2 separate regions of the Homo sapiens genome follow, and region 2 is linked to region 1. Evidence: chromatin loops called from intact Hi-C (ENCODE). Cell type or tissue: HCT116. All regions are shown on one strand. Each heading gives the region's core, and the rest is flanking DNA. Links, peaks and the distances in the headings are about the cores only.

Evidence for each region. Hi-C counts contacts between places; a loop is a spot of excess contacts. Peaks named below come from ENCODE experiments on the same cell type or tissue, not always from the same donor. Only the 100,000 strongest peaks of a DNase experiment are listed, where the experiment ranks them.
Region 2: a loop joins it to region 1, with 7 times the contacts of the local background. A loop is called at or near these places in 3 of 110 quality-filtered maps.

Annotation. Positions count from the first base shown.
Region 1 is chr4:70,598,327-70,603,717 of GRCh38, reverse strand. AMBN (ameloblastin) reads right to left here. Exons shown (of 13, transcript NM_016519.6): 4 at 5,315-5,362; 5 at 4,072-4,182; 6 at 2,064-2,300; 7 at 1,056-1,094; 8 at 882-920; 9 at 708-746; 10 at 399-458; 11 at 258-302. Among named protein-coding and RNA genes, the nearest start is that of AMBN, 8.8 kb to the right of the region's middle. RefSeq lists a silencer at 4,385-4,590. In HCT116, for the core only: a CTCF peak has its summit at 2,092 (motif pointing left); a DNase peak (open chromatin) is centred at 2,097.
Region 2 is chr4:72,466,054-72,471,444 of GRCh38, reverse strand. The region is part of intron 3 of ADAMTS3 (ADAM metallopeptidase with thrombospondin type 1 motif 3); the gene reads left to right. Among named protein-coding and RNA genes, the nearest start is that of ADAMTS3, 100 kb to the left of the region's middle. In HCT116, for the core only: a CTCF peak has its summit at 2,329 (motif pointing right); a DNase peak (open chromatin) is centred at 2,324.

The DNA.
Region 1 (5,391 bases), core at 65-5,064:
ACTCGGATAATTCAGATCTAAAATTTGTTTTTTCTTTAATACCCTTGTGTGCGTGTGTGTGCGTGTGCGTGTGTGTGTGTGTGTGTCTGGCCAAGATTATCCAAATAGGAAGTTTGCCTCCTTAATATTTCAGTACTAATGTAGGTGTTCAGAGAATGTTTATTTGGAATCTCTTGTGTGAGACCTAGATTTTTGAATTTTAGCTCTTAAGATAAAATTTAATTAAAAACAATACTTTTTATAGAATATGGACTTACCAATTGATTTGCTCCAAAAGGCACGTACAACATTCCTGGATAAAGCTAAATAAAATACAATCATTATCACAAAATGCATTTTCCAATGGAAAAACTTTTAAGTAAATTGCAAACAGAGATGTGGTATTAAAAAAAACTTACTGGAGATTGTTTATTTTGTGGCATTGGTCCGTGAGAAATCAAACGGGCTATTTGGAAAATCTTTAAATGGTAGAAAACAGAATAAGTAATTCTCACAGGCACATCCCCATAACAGTAATTTTTGAGGTATATGAAACACATTTTCAGATGGATTAGTATAGAAAATAAGTATTTAATATTTAAGAGAACAAAGGAACCCATTATACTTCATATTCATGGATAAATGGGACAATGAAAAAATTCACTCTTATTTTTTGAAATATAGAGACAGTTTTTGCAAGACAGTGTCTCATTGAGATCTGTACTTACTGTTGAACCTTGTGGATCAGCAAAATCCAATCCTGGGAGCTATATTACAGATAAATATTAAAATTATCAGTCAAAAAAGGAACAAAATAGATAAATGCAAATAAAAGATAGACAAAGTGAACAAATAAAAATAAAAATAAAAAATAGAAGTGTCTCACTGAGATCTGTACTTACTGATGGACCTTGTGGATCAGGAAAATCCATTCCTGGGAGCTATATTGTAGATAAATATTAAAATTATCAGTAAAAAATGAACAAAGTAGTTAAATACAAATAAAAATAAAAAAGTGAACAAATAAAAATTAAAAAATAAAATACAGAAAGTGTCTCATTGAGATCTGTACTTACTGATGGACCTTGTGGATCAGCAAAATCTACTCCTGGGAGCTATATCACAGATAAATATTAAAATTATCAGTCAAAAAATAAACAAAATAGACAAAGTGACATTAAAAATAAAAAAATAGACAAAGTGAACTGATCACATCCTTATCTTGTTTACAATTACAATAAAACAATTAAAATGAGTTTCATTATTTTACTTTCTTTTAGTGTTTTGGGAGGTATGACCCAAGAGTTTGCAATGGTCTTTTACTAACATTACTCAAATGTACCTGCAGGGAGATGAGGCACATCTATCATGGCTTTGCTATCTCTTGCAGATTAGAAAGTAATGAATTTTGGAACTGGAACATACCTGGTTGGTTTGAACCCTGGCTCTGCCACTTAATTTTTGTGTACTCCTGGGCAAATTTTGTAACTTCTCAAAATCTGTCTTCCTTTCTTTAAAAAGGCTGATAATATATATTTTTATAGGATTGTAGGCAGGGTGATATGGGGGAATGATAAATGCCCACAACATACTGGTTACTTGGTACCTTCATTTTTTTTTTAATCCATTACACTTTTCTCTACATTATTACAAGATACTTTTTGCATAGTGGTCACCTCTTTGTCAGAGAGATAATAATGCAAAATCCTACTTGTTATGCTGAGGGATCAATCACTTTTTTCAGTTTTTCCAATACCAAAAAAGACCAGTGATAGGAAACCTGGACTTCTCTGGGGTTTTATTCTATTTCCTATGGGAGTTTTCATCTTTCGCAACTAAGAAACCCAGTTTTATAGGCACAGTATCTTTTAGAATCCATGCCCTGTCTCTGATGGCAAAAGATAGGAATGGATATTTACGTTTTACTCAAAAAATAAATCTCAGATGTGGAAGACTGATTAAGAATATATTTATATCACGTATTATGCCTGAAGGCTACGATTATTTAAAAGTGCCCTGCAAATTCGTTTTCTTCTATTAGGTTAGCTGGTGATTCTGATCTGACTTCAAGAGAAAGGAAGTACCTCAGGCTTTGGTGGCTTATCTGATGGTGCCACCTGCTGCTGAACCAGAGGCAGTTCTCCTTCCTGCAAGGGCAGATGTCCCAGGTGAATTGGAGGCTGAAGTGCTTCTTTCAGTGCTGTGGCCTGGTTGGTGGTTGCAGCAGCAGACTGGAGAAAAGGTTTCAGTCCTGGCTGTTGAGGCTTCAAGGATGGCTGTGATGGGAGAGGTGGGGGATGCACAGGCAAAGAATATTCATACTGCAGAGAAATTTGAAAAGAGTGTTAGGAAGGGATGGCTCATTAAACAACGGTGCCTAGAATTTCTAAACAAAGGGGCTTGGGGCGCTTTCTATCTGGAAGGGAGGCTAGGAGACTTGTCTTGAAGTTGAGTTTACATAGCAAGCACCAGTTAGTGTTAATGTTGTTTGGGGAGGTCTTGTGTGTGCCTCCCCTACCTCCTTTGGGACCACCATTGCTCGTAAAGGTGAAGCTACATGAACCTCCTGGTAGGATGAGTCATGTCCTTCTCTAAGTTCCCATAGCTGTCTGTATGTATCTGTATCTTTATTTTACCACTTTCTCACTGGATGATAATTATTTGTTATAAATCTTTGTCCCCCAGTCAACGGAGAGAGAATGATATGTTTTGTTTTTCTTTATAGCCCGTGTACATAACATAGCTCCTAACAAGTGCCTGGCCCATGGTGGGTGCCTAATATATTTTTCGAGTTAATGAAAGGATAAAGGGTAATTAATTAAAATGCCAATCAAATTCTTGCATCATGGAGTCCACTTTGGAAACAATTAAGTTAAGAAACAGTCACCATTAACATAATTTATTGTTCTACTGAATGTGACCTCGTGGTAATGCTCCTGCTGTGGAAGACCGCCTGGAACTAAAATTCCCTGTTAAATCTTGGTTCTGAGTCCATATATTAAACGAAAAAATTCCCCGTTAAAATCACCATGTTTTGTTACTTCTTGTAGAAATTACTTTTGGTGAATGGCTCCCTATTGTTTGTAGATTGATTGTAAACTCCTCAGACCAGCAAGGAAGTCTCGCAACAATTTGGGGCTCTGCTTTGCCTCTCCAGCCATCACCCCTCTCTGAGCTCACGCAGTATTCATTACTCACATGTCACAATTCAGCACTTTGAAATATGTTGTCTTGTCCTATCTGAATCAGATAAGATGAAATTTCACAATCCTTGGAGCCATTCTTAAATGTCTTCGCTTTTACTACCAAACCACAATTTGGTTTATGTATTTATTAGGCACCTAATCAATAATGGTTAACAGATTGATATATTTATTGACTTCTGTAGGGTTCATGATGTTTTTTTTTTTTAAATTTCTTAATTTTTTTTGAGACAGAGTCTCACTCTATTGCCCAGGCTGGAGTGCAGTGGCACAATCTCGGCTCACTGCAGCCTCTGCCTCCCAGGTTCAAGCTATTGTCCTGCCTCAGCCTCCTGAGAGTAGCTGAGATTACAGGTGCCTGCCACCATGCCTGGCTAATTTTTGTATTTTTAGTAGAGACGGGGTTTCACCATGTTGGCCAGGCTGGTCTTGAACTCCTGACCTCAAGTGATCCACCCACCTTGGCCTCCCAAAATGCTGGGATTACAGGCGTCAGCCATCGCACCTGGCTATGGTATTTTAACCAGGATTATTGTCATCATTTGAAATCAGCCTTTGAGGAATTATTTAGGAAATCTTGATTCAAATGAAAATTGTCCAGGATGTAGCCTGCTTTGATTTTCGAGGATTGTTTACTGATATCTTTAATATAGGTCTCATATTTTGGAGGCTGTATCTTCCTATTTTAAATAAATATGCAAATAGTTTTAAATTTAAAAATATTTCTTAAGCGCTAAAAGCAGTTATAGGCTTCGATTTATTTGGCACGAGAATAATTTTTTGTTAATGCTAGGACTTGGCTGTTTCTAATATATCATAACTTAAAGAAGGCAAGTAAGAAGAGGTTTTAAAGCCTGAGGTTTCAAACATATTGATGCTATTCACTCACCTGTTGAGTTTCATGTTCTCTTGGCCTCATCCATGGAAGAGAGGAATGTGGTGGGAGGAGACCGTGCATCCACAAAGAATTAAATGATTTTCCAAAGCCGTATCTAGAATACTAAAGACATGGATAAAAAAAGACATGCTTATATTTAAATGTTAAATATAACATTGGTTATATTTGGTTTTCCTTTTCCTTTTTCTTTTTTTTTTTGAGATGGAATCTTGCTCTGTCGCCAGGCTGGAGTGCAGTGGCGCAATCTCAGCTCACTGCATCCTCCACCTCCCGGGTTCAAGCGATTCTCATGCCTCAGCCTCCTGAGTAGCTGGGTCTACAGGCACGCACCACCATGCCCAGCTAATTTCTGTATTTTTAGTAGAGACGGGGTTTCACCGTGTTGGCCAGGATGGTCTTGATCTCTTGACCTCATGATCCGCCCACCTTGGCCTCCCAAAATGTTGGAATTACAGGCGTGAGCCACTGCTCCTGGCCTGGTTTTCATTTTCTAAAAAATCAACACATAGCATAAATATAGCAAAAGCAAAAGTGATGTTGGTTAATTTAAAATGGATAGGTATGGCTGGACGTGGTGGCTCACGCCTCTAATCCCAGCACTTTGGGAGGCCGAGGTGGGTGGATCACCTGAGGTCAGGCATTCGAGATCAGCCTAGCAACATGGCAAAACCCCGTCTCTACTAAAAAATACAAAAATTAGCCTGGCGTGGTGGCAGATGCCTGTAATCCCAGCTACTTGGGAGGCTGAGACAGGAGAATTGCTTGAACCCAGGAGATGGAGGTTGCAGTGAGCCGAGATCATGCCATTGCACTTCAGCCTGGGCAACAGAGCGACACTCTGTCTAAATAAATAAATAAATAAATAAAAATAAAATAAGTAAATCAAATGGGTAGGTGAACTCTTCCTTTCAATGAACTTAAATTTCGTTTTGAGCTAGTCTGCAATATTTGCATAAATTGTTTGAGATTTAGCTTTTTAAGCACTTGTGTTTTGTGCCACATAATAAAATTAATAATGCAGGAAAAGATTCTTTTCTTAACTCAATAAAATTCAATATTGTTTTTGTTTTTCCCTGTCACTGTATCTTATTTTGTTTTAGGCTCTCATTTACTTCTTGGTTCTTCCAATCTTTAGTATATTGTCTATTCATAAATAAATTTGATGAATTATAATGCTGCTGCTAATATTAACACTACCACCACCATGAATACTTGCAATAAGAAATATGATTACCTGAGAAAGTGTGTTTAATCTCTGCAGACTTCCCAACTGTCTCATTGTCTATCAAGAAAAAAAAGTGGGTTACTGTT
Region 2 (5,391 bases), core at 271-5,270, 1.9 Mb before region 1:
TGCAATGTGGAATCCAAAAGCATATCAAGTATTTTTGTACTCTGTTATATTAAAATCTATGTTGCACTTTTTGTAATTTTATGCATTGGTCATTTGGAAAATATTGTGTCATGGAGTTAGAAGTTATTGCATTATTGACATTTGTTACTATAACTACAGATTAAATCAGAAAAAGTCTTTAAATGTTGAGAGTCTGTTAAGCTAACAGTGGCAGATAACAAGTACTCCAAGTTTCTAATTTTTGCTTGAAATCTTGAATTTTATCATTAGCAACATATCCTGTTAGTTGTTTTCCTTGAAAAGGCAGGCTCACGTTATTTTTCAAGAAGATGTTTGCCAAATATCCAAGTTTGAATAACTGTGCTTTATCTCTTAGTCATTATTTTAAGTAAAAATGGTGTTCCATGAAAAAACGGCTCATTCGACTCACACCTCAAACATTTGTGCAAGTGATCTTTCTTGAGATATCCTTTGTAGTTTGGTATGCGATAGAAGTGGTATATGGTTGTGCACTTCCTATTTATATCACATAGGATATTAAAAATTTTGTACTTAAGCCTTAAGACTTAATAAAATTAATAATTGTTACGCTTTAACAGGACTTTTTTATTGCAACTGGCTTTTAAAAATTATTGTCATTACCATAAGTGTGTAGGACAGTGAAGAATATGATGACTCCTAGTACAGTTGAGTGCCACTGCCTTGATTCATGTGGAAGCCCAGCAGTTTAACTCACCATTGCCTTTTTGCCACCAGTGCGAATATCAACACAGTGAAAAAGGTGAAAACATCTTCATATTAGGGTGAGAATAGTTTTGACCTTGCAGAGCCCCTTTAAGAGAATGGGTCTTAGGTGTCTTCAGGGATTCACAGGTTAAATTTCGAGAACTATTACTATAAGTCATGCATATACAGGAAGATGGATATAATTTTAAGAATGTGTGTGTATTATATGTGTGTATATACATACTCATAATATGTATATATTATGAGTGTATATATATTATACATGAGATGTATATATTATGTATATGAAATGTGTGTGTGTGTGTGTGTGTGTGTGTGTGTATATATATATATATAAACTTAAAATAATTTCAGAAAATGACTTGAGTAATCCTCATGGTATTCCAGAGAGGTAGGTGGTGATTAGAATATCTGCCTGAGATATAGAGGAATCATGTCAGTGTAGCTATGCCATTTTGCCCATGACCAAGTAAGAGGAGTTGCTGAAAGGGCTAGAATCCCGATTCAGAATGAAACCCACAGGACAGCCAGTATCAACCTAGACTAAAACAGTATTGAGCATTCTAGTTTTTCTCATCTTGTATACAAACTTGAAGTCTTCTCTGAAGTCTTGTATTTAAAAAAATATGGCACACTGGGACAATACAATTGATCCTTGATCAATGCGGAGGTTGGGCAACCAACCCCCATGCAGTGAAATGTCTGTATGTAACTTTTGACTCCCTTAAAGCTTAACCACTAATAGCTTACTGTTGCCTGGAAGCCTCACTGATAACATAAACAGTCAATTAACACTTATTTCGTATGTTGTATATATTATATACTGTATTCTTACAATAACGTAAGCCAGAGAAAAAAAGTGTTATTAAGAAAGTCATAAGGAAGGGAAAATGTATTTATTATTCATTAAGTGGGAGTGGATCATCATCAAGCTTTTCATTCCCTGTTGTCCTCACAGTGAATAGGCTAAGGGAGAGGAGGCGGAGGAGGAGGGGTTGGTCTTGCTGTCACAGGGTTGGCAAAGGCAGAAGATCCATGTATAAATGGATGCACACAGTTCACATCTGTGTTGTTCAAGAGTCACCTGTGCTTGGAAGGAGCAGGCCTGAAAGACCTGTGCATGCTGATCACGGAGAGGTGAGGGATTAGATAGCAATAAGGGGAAAGGACACTGATTTTATTAGTCGTCTAATGAATGCCAGGTACTGTTCATTGTACTCACATGTTAACCCCTTTAATTCTCACAACAACTTATGAAGTCACTATTATCCACCTCATTTTAGAGAGGAAGAAATGGAGCCTCTGATATTAAACAATGAGCCTGAAACAACATCACTTCTATGGGTTGGAGTATGAATTCAAACCATTTGAATTCTATAGGTAGAACTCCAACCCATGGAATACTACCATTTTATTGTAATATAGTGTCTTCATATCTGTATTCACCAGCCTCTTGGGCTACATTGTTAACTGGTTAACTGTTACTATATCTGTCTTCTAAACATATTTCTGAATATACACGTGTATAGTCAGGTTCAGTTTTTACCTTTCTGAGGAAAATAAACAGAATTTTGTATTCATTCATCCACTAGAGGGCACAAGAGTGCTAATTTGTTAAGTTGATAATGATTGATGAGTAGAGTTTAAATTAATATGATTGTAGTATGATTTATAATCATATGTATGTACTATAGGAACTTGCATATGAAAAGTTATGAACAACCATCTAGTAATTATTCTTGGTAAGAAAGATGCTGTGCCATCTTTTTATTGGAAACCAGAGACTGCTTTTTCCACAAAATATGAAAAATAAATAACATTTAGTTAAACTTAGATGTGTGACTGGTGGTTGAAGAGAGGGACCATGTGATATGCACTGGCAAGATAAGCTGTGAACCAAGTCAAAACTTACATTCTATTCTAAGTTTTCTTCTCGTTTTTTTTTTCATAATACATGCCAGTTTTGACATTATTAATTTAACTTTGTTGTGATGTGTTTGATGCAATGTTGTTCGAAATAACGGATGGATTTACCTAAGACATTACTTAAGTTTTAAAGGAAAATGTTAAGATAGCTTTTTGTATTTGGTTAATGCTTGTGTTAATCATTATTTATTATTCCAGACTTGTCATTTAAATATGACTAGGTATGGGGAGTCTTTTAATATAACTGATACATCAAGTTCCTTATTTATGTAATTACCATGTGGGTAATTTTTAGTAAAATTGTGAAATACATTTTTTAAGAAGAACAAAACTGTGAACTGTGAAATAATTGCATAATGTTTGCATGATATTTGCCATTAGAGTATTTGTATTTGAAAAGAAATTTGGGATATTGTCCTGATTTATTTTTCTTAAGACTCCTGTAAACTTTGGATCATGATGACTGTGAAGAAGTTTGAAATTCCATTGGCATCATATCCATGGCAATTGTGAAGTTTTGCCAATTAGATTCTTACACTATATATTACATGTAATGCTTTTTGTTTTTGTTAAGTTAGAGTTTGTAAATGAAGGAATCTAAAATAGTTTTTCATTTCACTATTTTTAGATATACAATGAAGAATGTTCTTGAGCTCTACTTAAAGAAATTTTTTTTTCAGACTGAAAACCTCTGAAGGATTAGTGAAATAATACATTTTTATATGATTCTAATTTTGAGAAAGTGTGGCTGCTGGAACAAAATGGTCCAGAGTTTATAACCTTCTTTGCTCTGATACATACAGGCATATATGATATAATATAGCTTAACCTCTTTGAACATTAGTTGACTGCTCTATATAATTGGATTACAGCATTGCTGTAGGATGGTAGGCACTAAGGATACAAAGATGAGTCATGAGTAGTTCTGTCTTCAAGGATGGCCATCTATGGGGAGTGCTATACAAGTTAGCAAAAGATTACAGTGTGGTATGATGAGGGCCTAGTAAAGTGATGCAAACTTGCTACTCTGTCCTCACTTAAAAGGGTGGTAACTTAGTCTGTGATGTATTCAGGGAAGATCCTTCAGAGGAGGTAAGACTTGGACTTAAAGAATAAACAGTAGAGAGTTTGGGGTGCTGGGAGGAAGGAGCATATTTTAGGCAGAAGAAATAACATGGGACAAATCAGGGTGGAATAGGACAGTAGACTTTTAAATTGTAAGAGTATGGAATAAAGACGAAATAATGTAGGAGAAGTTGGAGATACAAGATGGGATCAAAATCATGTCTCTTGAATGTATATTAACAAGCTGGAATCTTATTTAGATTATAAGGAGCCATTTGCAGGTTTTCACTTAGGAGTGCTCTTGCATTTTAGGAGGATCACTGAAATAAGACTTAGAGAAGTTGGAAGATACTGCAATAGATACTGTGGGAAGAGGTGTAGCTGAGACAAGGCTGTAGAGTAAGCCTCGAGACAGTGATCAGCAGATTTTGGGGCTACCTAAGTATAGGATTAACAGAAGGAATGAAATCAATAGGTATAATTTTGAATCTGCAGACTTGGCAGTTAGAAATAAAGCCAGAAAAAGCTAGAGGAGACAAAGGTGACTCAAAGGTGACTTTTGGGCTTCAGGTTTGGCTGACTATGGAAAATGGAGGAGAGGGGAAAGCTTTTTTGCAGTGATTTTTAGCTAGAGATGGAGATTAAAACAAAATAAAATACAACTTTGAAATAATGTTTGATTACTTCCAATGTGCCAGAGATATAGTGAGGTTTTAAATGTGACATATTTAATTATCTCAGTATCCCCTTGAGGTATTATCATCTCTAATGGACCATTGAGGAGGCAGATTTAGAGAGGTCATTATCTTAACTAAGACCGCATAGCTGGAACTGATAGAACTTGGAATTGAGCTTAATTCTATCTGACCCTAAATTACAGCCTTTTCCATTCTATTACTCTGGGTATCATCTCATATATAGTACAGTTGAAGCGATGAGTATAAATGGAAATGATAAAAAGAGAAGAGAACAAGAGAAGAGAAGATGGTCAAGGGTAGAACTTGGGCAAATAACATTAGATTACATGGAGCCTACCAGGGATATAGAGAAGATGCAGCCACAGGGAGGCAGGGAAATTAGAAATAGCATTACATCCAAGACAAAACCATTAGAATCAAGCTTGAAGGCTCTCATTCTTTCCCACCCCCACATTCTGTCGATTAGCAAATTCTGTTTGCTCCGCCTTCAGAATATGTATAGATTCTGACCATTCACTCTGGTCCAAGCTACTCACATCTCTTGTGCTGTAACGGTGTTTTTCACATCTAGTCTTGTTGCCGTAGTGTCTTTTCTCCAAACAGCAGTTAGATTGTCATTTTCTGCTCAGAACTATCCAGTGGTCTTTCTTGCCATTCAAGAATACAATCCAAACTCATTACCATGGACTACAAGGATGCACATGGCTCTCACACAGGCTATCCCTCTAGCCTCTTCTTCTACATCCTCCTGTGAACCATAGTGCCAGCCACGAGCTGAACAGTGCTTTCTCTATGGAATTTGCACTGACTGCTCACCTTCCTGAGATGCTTTCTCCCCAGATGTTCATCACAGTGTCAGAAGGACCCAACCAACCTTTCTGAAATGGCATCTTGCATTATCACATTCTACCTTTTTATTCTCTTTTTATTGATAGGACATTATCACTTGTGTATT